Regions from separate parts of the Homo sapiens genome. Here region 2 is linked to region 1. Evidence: chromatin contacts called from ENCODE Hi-C or POLR2A ChIA-PET data. All regions are on one chromosome and are shown on one strand. The core of a region is the stretch at or near the end of the contact, and the rest is flanking DNA. Distances in the headings are between cores, read along the strand shown. Region 1 holds the start of USP39 (ubiquitin specific peptidase 39). Region 2 overlaps POLR1A (RNA polymerase I subunit A).

Region 1 (4,916 bases), core at 2,201-4,700:
CAGCTTTCAAACAAATTTCTGTGTTTTTTTTCTGCTGAATCCCAGGCACCCAAAATAGTATCCAGCACATACTAGATACTCCATAAACATTTCAATGTGCTACTGTTATTTTAGGATACTATGCATCCTGTTATCCCAACATACAAATGCAAAATAAGCTCTTTAACAACATGTGTTCTGACACTTTAAATCAAAGAATAAGGAGTAACATGGCAAGAAGCACAACTCTCTAGACAGGTTCAAAAAAAGTAAAGTTTGTCAATGTGTTGTTCACTGTACAGTCCAAAAACTTTCTGCACAGATTCCATTGTTCTTGTGCTATACTCAGCATCTCTGTCCTACTGACCTGTTAATGGTGTCCAGGTACGGGCAGTGGCGGCTCCTCCGGTCCTCAGAATCCACTCGGCCATTCTTTGCTGAAAGGAAAATCATCACAGGCTTTGAAAATGGGAAACCTATACTCAGGGCCAACTAACAGAACAAAAAAAGAAACAGAAATGGGAAAAACTAATCAAGATGAGTTCCTATTGTTTGGGTGGCAACAATATCGAAAAAAAAGTCCACTAGCCGGGCGCGGTAGCTCATGCCTATAATCCCAGCACTTTGGGAAACCGAGATGGGTGGATCACCTGAGGTCAGGAGTTCAAGACCAGCCTGGCCAACTATGGTGAAACCCCGTCTCTACAAAAAACACAAAAATTAGCCAGGCATGGTGGTGGGTGCCTGTAATCCCAGCTATTCAGGAAGTTGAGGCAGGATAATTGCTTGAACCTGGGAGAAGGCGGTTGCAGTGAGCAGAGATCGTACCGCTGCACTCCAGCCTGGGCGACAAGAGCAAAACTCCCTCTCAAAAAAAAAAGAAAAGAAAAAAGCCCACTAATAGAACAAGCCACAAACTGGGAGAATATATTTGGTATACATAAAATCAACAGAAGATTTGTTTGCATTTTACATAAAGAAATCCCATAAAGCATGAAAAATATGAAATATGTCACAAGCACTAAAATAAACTAATTGTAATACAAATGTACCATATAGTTGTGTGTTTCGTTTTTTTTTTGTTTTTTTTTTTTTGAGACGGAGTCTCGCTCTGTCCCCCAGGCTGGAGTGCAATGGCGCGATCTCAGCTCACAGCAACCTCCGCCTCCCGGATTCAAGCAATTCTCCTGCCTCAGCCTCCCGAGTAGCTGGGACTACAGGCACAAGCCACCACACCCAGCTAATTTTCATACTTTTAGAAGAGACGGGGTTTCACCATGTTGGCCAGGCTGGTCTCGAACTCCTGACCTTGCGATCCACCCTCCTTGGCCTCCCAAAGTGCTGGGATTACAGGCGTGAGCCACTGCGCCCGGCCACAAATGTACTACGTAGTTTAAAGAGTGGCTGGGTGAGTGGCTCATGCCTGTAATCCCAGCACTCTGGGAGGCAGAGGCAGGCGGCTCACCTGAGGTCAGGAGTTCAAGGCCAGCCTGACCAATATAATAAAACCCCATCTCTACTAAAAAATACAAAAATTAGCCGGGCATGGTGGCATGCACGTGTAATCCCAGCCTACTTGGGAGGCTGAGACAGGAGAATTGCTTGAACCTGGGAGGCAGAGGTTGCAGTGAGCTGAGATCGTGCCATTGCACTCCAGCCTGGACAACAAGAGTGAAACTGTCTCAAAAAAAAAAAAAAGAATGTACATGTGTATCTATAAATCTACCACTTGTCAAAAACTTGAGTGGGTCTCAGATCTTACCCTACTCGCAAGCTAACAAGTTAGCCTGTCACAGTTTTATGAATGCTGATGGAAAGCATGTGACTACCTGGCCTGAAATAAAGGACAGTTTATTAGAGCAATGACAGTAGCCGGAATATAGCATTGGTGTCAGTTTTCCAAGTGAATTCCCACAAGGCAAAGTGAGGAGAACCCATGCACACAGTGAGCTGCCTTACAGGAGACGAACCCCGTGCTTAGAGAATCTGAACCATTAACCATTTTTTCAAACGAGGTCTCGCTCTGTTGCCTATCCTAGTCTTGAACTCTACCTCATCCTATAGAGTAGCTGCGATTACAGGTGTGAGCCACCACACCCTGCCCCAAATCTTTTATAAGGGATTGTGCCCTTGTCTCCTCGTTTTGTAGGGAGACACCATTTCTATCTTCCAAGGCTGCTCACTACACGAACATCCTTAACGAGAGTCCAGGAGAAAAGGCAGTCAGGCAATGGTCGCAGTACGTGCACAAACTCAAGAGACTAATGGAAAATTGTCTCCAGACTTTATTCAGCTTAAAAAGTGCTACATAATCCATACTTTAGTAGAGGTGCCTATTGCTCAAGCATTCTGAATATCTTGATTACAGAAATTACAAGACCTTAGATGTAAAAACTGAAGGAAAGCCGTGCACGGTGGCTCACGCCTGTAAACCCAGCACTTTGGGAGGCCGAGGTGAGTGGAACACTTGAGTCCAGGAGTTCGAGACCAGCCTAGGCAACATAGCGAGACTTGCTTCTCTTAAAACGCAAAAAAAAAAAAAAAAATTCTTTTTTAAAATGGAAGGAAGTAACACTTGTAAAATCAGCACTGAGCCCCCACATCGGGCATTCGATAAAGGGAAGCTGCTGTTGTTACGATTTTTGCAGTTAGAAATACCATACGTTTGGCCGGGCACGGTGGTTCACGCCTGTAATCCCAGCACTTTGGGAGGCCGAGGCGGGCGGATCACGAAGTCAGGAGATCGAGACCATCCTGGCTAACACGATGAAACCCCCTTCTCTACTAAAAACACAAAAAATTAGCCGGGCGTGGTGGCGGGAGCGGTGGTGGGCGCCTGTAATCCCAGCTACCTGGGAGGCGGAGGTAGGAGAATCGTTTGAACCGGGGAGGCAGAGGTTGCAGTGAGCCGAGATCGCGCCACTGCACTCCATCCTGGGTGACAGAATGAGACTCCATCTCAAAAAAAAAAAAAAAAAGAAAAAAGAAATACTATACGATTATTGAGAAGGGTACTGTCTTCATCAGAACAAGTCGAACAGCAGAATCGTCGAGTCTGGATCCCTCCTCTTCTCCACCCCAACCCCACCCCTCCCCCAACTCCGGCGCAGTGACCTAGCGGAAGATTAGAGACAAGAAAAAAGGACGCGAAAAAAACAGGCTCTCGCGCCTAGCCCGGCCCGGCCCCGCGCACCTCGCACCTCCCGCTCAGGCTCCGAGTCCTCATCGACCTCGCGCTCCCGCTTCACCCGCACAAACGGGACAACAGAAGCCGGGGCCTCGCGCGCGCTCGCCGGCTCGAACTCCCGCTTCACGCGCACAGGGCTGCCCCGGGAGCTCGCCGCCTCAGGCTCCCGCTCCCGATCTCGCTCCCGCTTGACGCGACCGGAGCTGCCCCGCGACTCAGACTCTCGCTTCCCGCGAGTGGAACCGCGAGACTCCCGCTTAGACCGGCCGGACATCTCCACTACCGGCCGAGTCGTCCAGCGCAGGCGCCAAGCACGCTCGAGCGCGCGGCACAAGGCCAATCAGGAGAGGGGCTGGTAGCGAGCCCCGAACTCTCTACGAGTCGCCACTGGGGACAAATCACGCTGCAGAAAATTTGTGGGCGGTGCTGTTCCTGCACTGGCTTCCTCTCCCCTTAGAACCTTCTGTGGGCCTACTGTCGTTTACAGTTTACTGAGACGGGAACCTTTACTGGCGACAGTTTTCTGGATAAAAGCTGTCAGGCCGGGCGCGGTGGCTTACGCCTGTAATCCCAGCACTTTGGGAGGCCGAGGCGGGTGGATCACCTGAGGTCGGGAGTTCGAGACCAACCTGACCAACATGGAGAAACCCCGTCTCTACTAAAAATACAAAATTAGCCCGGCATTGTGGCGCATGCCTGTAATCCCAGCTACTCGGGAGGCTAAGGCAGGAGAATCGCTTGAACCCAGGAGGCGGAGGTTGCGGTGAGCCGAGATCGCGCCATTGCACTCCAGCCTGGGCAACGAGCGAAACTCCGTCTCAAAAACAAAGAAGCTGTCATTCGGCCCCAGATTTGTGCCTCGAAACCACCACCGTGAGGTCGTTTCCCACAGTCTCCGCGGCTTGGGGGCTGACAATCCTGCACAGGAAAACTAGGCGACATTCCCAAATCATCCCCTTGACAGCCCTAATTCTACTTTTAGAAGGTTCTTGGTACCATGAAAACGCAAATGCCCGGTAAAGGCAGATTTACCATGAAGCTAATAAAGCTCTAACCTCAGGACCTGCCTTGAACTTGTTTGCTTGTTTGAACCGTTCCATTGAGGTATAATTGACATACAACAAACTACATGTTTAAAGTGTGCAATTTAGGCCAGGCGCTGTGGCTCATGCCTATAATACCAGCACTTTGGGAGGCCAAGGCGGGCGGATCACCTGAGGTCAGGACTGGAGACCAGCCTGGCCAATATGGTGAAACCCCATCTCTACTAAAAATACAAAAATTAGCCGGGCGTGGTGGCACGAGCCTGTTAACCCAGCTACTTAGGAGGCTGAGGCAGGAGAATCGCTTGAACCCGGGAGGCGGAGGTTGCAATGAGCCGAGATCGCCCCATTGCACTCCAGCCTGGGCAACCAGAGTGAAACTCTGTCATACCCACACCACACCACACCACACCACACCACACCACACCACACCACACCACACCACACTGTGTGCAATTTACTGAATTCTGACTTGCGGTATATGTCAGAGGCGTTTCAACCAGACCAACTCCATCTTGAGTGAGGGTTAGGAAAATGAGGCTGGGCCTTGACAGGCTGCATTCCCAGGAAGTTAGGTATTCCTAGCCTAGAGATGTCTACAGTTAAGGGAACAGAGAGATAATGTTTACTAAACAGATCCAGACTTGGGAGTGTCCTAATATCCCAATATCTGGAGAATAAAGGCATTCCTAATTTTGCTTTAAAGA
Region 2 (4,899 bases), core at 1,698-4,197, 400 kb before region 1:
ACTTCAGTTTGCAATTCTCTATTAATAAATCTAAGCATCTTTTCACATGTTTATTGGTTATTCTGATTTGCACTTCTGAGAACTGCCTATTTGTATCCTTTGCCCATTTTTCTATTGGGTTATTGGTATTGCTTTTGTCAATTTTAAAGAATTGTATTTACTATAGATATAGATAACCTTTTGTCACTGTGCTAAACATTTTTCTCCCAAGCCAGGTAAAGAATTCAGCACAGTCCCTGCATTGTGTAAAACCTTGAGTAAAGATGTTAGCTCTTGGCCACCCAGGCCAGTGGCCGCCTTTAGACTTTGGCTAGGGCTTCTGGAGCAGTTTTTTTTGTTTGTTTTGTTTTTGTTTTGTTTTGTTTTGTTTTTTGAGATGGAATCTCTCTCTGTCGCCTAGGCTGGAGTGCAGTGACACAATCTCGGCTCACTGCAACCTTTTCTAAGGTACATAGATTGATTGAAAAAGCACAGCTGGGCATGGTGGCTCATGCCTATAATCTCAGCACTTTGGGAGGCCGAGGCAGGAGAATCACTTGAGGCCAGGAGTTTGAGACCAGCCTGGCCAATATGGCAAAACCCTGTCTCTACTAAAAATACAAAAAATTAGCCAGGCATGGTGGCACACGCCTGTGGTCCCAGCTACTTGGGAAGCTGAGGCACGAGAATCACTTGAACCTGGGAGGTGGAGGTTGCAGTGAGCCAAAATTGTGCCATTGCACTCCAGCCCGGGTGACAGAGCCAGACTCTGTCTCAAAAATAAAATTTTTTAAAAAGGCAAATTACCTATTGTGATGGATAAGAAGACTACACTTACAGCAGCATGTCCAGTTGTGCTGGAGGGGACTGTGGTAAGAGCAGAAAATTACCAGAAATCAGGAGCAACATGAAGCAGCCCTGCCGTCATTCGTGGCTTCTGCTTGGCTCGCTTACAAATGCAGGGGCTCACTTTGACCTGGAGCTCACCAGGTGCAGGCTGGCCCCAGTCTTTTATACCTGTTCATCCATCCACTCCTCACAACCACCCAGTGAGGGAGTATGGTGACTCTCCTCGTCTTACAGTAACTCACCCAAAGACATAGTCATCAAGTCGTGGAACAGGAATTTGAAGCCAAGCAGGTGTCTCCAGAGTCTGGGTCCTTAATCTCCTCTCTGTGTCCACCCCCTTTGCTTGGACAGACCCTGAGGATTGGACTTTGTTAAAGGCTGCCCTGCATGTGGTATGGCAGGTAGATGTGAGGGCACCAAATGCCTCTCCAGGCCCCAGAACACCTCTTCTAAGGTATGTCTCTAGGAGGTACAGACGAGACTACTAGGGGGTGGGGTCTGCAGTTTATCTAGTTGGGGAGCTGGCAGCTCACAAGAGATGAAATTAGAGCAAATGAATAACAAGCAGTCACCTTAAGGAACTGAGACTCCCAAGTGATGGCCCAAATCAAAGCACAAGTCAATATTGAAGAGTTTGAGGAAATAGTGGTGGGTTAACCCAAAGGGATCTTCCAGCCTTGGGGCTTTCCTGCGGAGAGGACCTGGCTATGGACTGTACCAGTTACAAAGAACCTCTTTGTGATATCATCTCATCAAATCCCCACAGCCCGGCGACACATGTCCTGTTGGCCCCATTTCACAGTTGAAGAAATGGATCTAGTGGTGAAGGGGAGGCCAGGTCTGCTGCCCCTCTTGGAGATGTGCCTTTGCGTGGGGCACCTCTGGCATCGTCCTCGGGTTCTGACTGGTGTAGGGTGACATCTCCTAGGTCGTGCTGATCAAAGTGGCTAGTTCTCTCCTTTGAAAATAGGAGGCCCCTGAGGAATGAAAGCCAGGTCGGTGAGGGAGGGAATGGAAGGCTACAGAAGCCTGGAGGGTGGATCCATGGGAAGGTAGCCTGCGGGGCTCAGCATGGGGGGCAGAGTATTGAAAAGGGGAAATGGAACAACTTGAGCCAAGGCCATTCCACTGCCCATAGGATGTCTGTCCTGCTCACTGTACTTCTCATCCACCTTCCATCGTGGCCTCTGAAGGCCTGGCCTGGGCGGGCACAGCCCTGTCGCAGGTGCTCTTCCACAAACCGGCTCCTCACCCAGCGTCCTGCCGCCTGGGGACCACCCAACCCCAGGGACAGGGCTGCCCGGGCTCTGCCTGGGCTCTCACAGGACCTGGCAAGCTGCCCTGGCCCCTGGCCTGGGACACGGTGTTTCCCTTCCACCTGCAGGCTGACTCATTGGGATTCCTCCGCGTCCGGTCACAGCAGGCTGGGTCCCTGGGCAGCCGGCGACCATCTGGCCAGCCCAGCTCTAGACTCTCTGTTATAGGCCAAGACTCTGTCTTTTTTTTTTCTCTGTAGTCCCAATTTTAATGCTCAATTAAATATTGGACAAAGAAGGAAGGAAAGGGAAAAAAGAGAAGGAGGAGGGAATCCATGTGTCCACGGTCCTCAAAAATGAACATCTTTTTCTCCTTCATTTTCTAGAGCAGTGGTTCTCACAGTGAAGTCCCCAGGTAAGCAGCAACGGCAGCCCCTAAGAATGTGTTAGAATGCAGGCCAGGTGCGGGGGCTCACACCTATAATCCCAGCACTTTGGGAGGCCGAGGCAGGCAGATCACTTGAGGTCAGGAGTTCGAGACCAGAAGGCCAATGTGGTGAAACCCTGTCTCTACTAAAGATACAAAAATTAGCTGGGCGTGGTGGTGGGTGCCTGTAATCCCAGCTACTTGGGAGGCTGAGGCAGGAAAATTGCTTGAACGCAGGAGGCAGAGGTTGCAGTGAGCTGAGATCATGAGATCGTGACACTGCACCCCAGCCTGGGTGACAGAGCGAGAGTCTGTCTCAAAAAAAGAAGAAGAGAAGGAGGAAGAGGAAGAGGAGCCGGAGGAGGAGGAGTTGTTACAATGCAAATTATCAGGCCGCACCCCAGACTCCCGAGTCAGAAACTGCAGGGTGGAGGCTGTTATCTGAGTTTGAACACTATCAGGGGGATTTTCACTCATGCTCCAGTTTGAGAACCTCGGCCCTAGAACTGTCATGAGGAAGCCATCTTACCTCTGGTCTGCCCTCTTTTTAGCTGTTTCAGCCCCAGAACTCTCCTGGGTTTGTGGAAATAGCCCCAGAGGCCCCCAGCCTCTGCAGACAGCAGCTCCTGTCAGCGCCCCAGTTTGACCCGCAAGCGGGCTGGGCGTGGCAGGCCTACAGCAGCAGCAGGTGCAGAATGAGCCTCCAGCTTCTCTCTGCATCCTTTGCAGGCATTAGTTCATTCAAACTTCACAACTGTCTGTGAGGCAGGCGGGCGACACCAGCACCTCTGTTTTATAGATGAAGGAAAGGAAGACTCGGGTGTGTTATCGACTGTTTTCCCGTGAGAACATTCCGACTCCTTGGGGACAAGGTCTGTGCCTGTGAAGCAGTTAAACAACTGGCAGAGAAGTTTTGTGTATCTTGGATGGGATGCGGGGCTCCCACAGATCCTCCTCCCCAGAGCCAGCTGAAGGGAGATGAACTAGGACATCCTAGGGCCTGGCATCCTCCTGCAGTGCTCCTGCGCAGCATTTTCCCAGACCCCAACGAAGCCCACAGGCACCTTTGTCTTGTATGTTTAAAACTCCTGCCAGGCGCGGTGGCTCCCACCTGTAATCCCAGCACTTTGGGAGGCCGAGGAGGGCGGATCACAGGTCAGGAGTTTGAGACCAGGCTGGCCAACATGGTGAAACCCCATCTCTAATAAAAATACAAAAATTAGCTGGACATGGTAACACGCGCCTGTAATCCCAGCTACTTGGGAGGCTGAGGCAGGAGAATCACTTGAACCTGGGAGGTGGAGGTAGCAGTGAGCAGAGATTGTGCCACTGTACTCCAGCCTGGGCAACAGAGTGAGACTTTGTCTAAAAAAACAAAACAAACAGAAAAACTCCTCTAGAACCAGGAATCCCATTTTTGGGTCTATACACAAAAGGACCCAAAGCAGGGACTCAAACAGATATTTGTTCACTCATAGCAGCATTATTGACGATAGCCAAAATGGTAGAAACAACCTAAGTATCCATGGACCGATGCATAAATAAACAAAATACTGTATATACATCCAATGGAACCTTATTCAGCCACAAAAAGGAATGAAATTCTGACACACGCTACAACATGGGTAAACCTTGAGGACATTACTCTAAGATAAAAAGTCAGACACAAAAGGACAAATACTATATGATTTCATGTATATAAGGTACTTAGAACACTCCAATTCTTAAAGACAGAAATTAGAATTGTGGTTGCCAGGAGTTGGGGTGAGGAGGGAATAGGCAACTAATGTTTAATGGAGGCAGTTTCAATTATGAAAGATGAAAAAGTTCTGGAGATGGATGGCGATGATGGTTGCACAATAATGTGAATGTACTGAATGCCACTGAACTTAAAATGATGCCACTTAAAAATGATGAAAATGATAACTTTTACATTGTGTGTATTTTACCACAATAAAAAAATATTGCAACCCCTTAATAATTCCCCATCCACCCCCAAAAAACCCTTTGGGTGTTGGGGCCATTTCCAGAGAAAGAGCATCACACAGATTATTCTGCAAACACTCCACACAGTCACGAGGCTCCATGACTCCACTGTGGCAGGGGAGGGAAGGGCCAGGACACTGGGTTTGATTTCCTGGGCCCCACTTTCTGGCCCTGTGACCTTCAGCAAGTGGCCAGCTGATCTCAGACCCCCAGCCTCCTCTTCTATAAAATGGACTAATAATATCTCAGTGTTCTCATGAAGACCAGTCAGGAAACGATTTGAATGCTTCTGGTACACGACAGGTGCTCAACATTGGTGTTATAGTTATTTATGATGTTCCCTCAGCCTCGAATGTTCTGGCCCCTTCTCTACAGAGTAAGCTCCTATTTATCCTTCAAAGA

Evidence for each region. A loop is a pair of places that touch in the nucleus more often than their neighbours do. ChIA-PET counts read pairs that join two places held with the same protein, here RNA polymerase II (POLR2A). Pooled maps may share reads with other maps.
Region 2: a pooled map shows a loop between it and region 1 (2.9-fold over the local background). The contact joins the enhancer-like site here to the promoter of USP39 in region 1. A Hi-C loop is called at or near these places in 1 of 50 pooled maps. POLR2A ChIA-PET finds 5 or more read pairs at or near these places in 2 of 52 experiments (K562 and endothelial cell of umbilical vein).

The regions. Positions count from the first base shown.
Region 1 is chr2:85,614,720-85,619,635 of GRCh38, reverse strand. It overlaps USP39 (ubiquitin specific peptidase 39), which reads right to left and starts at 3,450. Exons shown (of 13, transcript NM_006590.4): 1 at 3,173-3,450; 2 at 347-416. The coding sequence starts at 3,440. RefSeq lists enhancers at 3,657-3,706, 3,737-3,786.
Region 2 is chr2:86,015,364-86,020,262 of GRCh38, reverse strand. POLR1A (RNA polymerase I subunit A) reads left to right here. Exons shown (of 34, transcript NM_015425.6): 34 at 1-47. Among named protein-coding and RNA genes, the nearest start is that of POLR1A, 88 kb to the left of the region's middle. Within about 2 kb of position 2,947, at least 13 of the 41 ENCODE cell types and tissues checked have a DNase peak (open chromatin) inside an H3K27ac peak, as active enhancers do.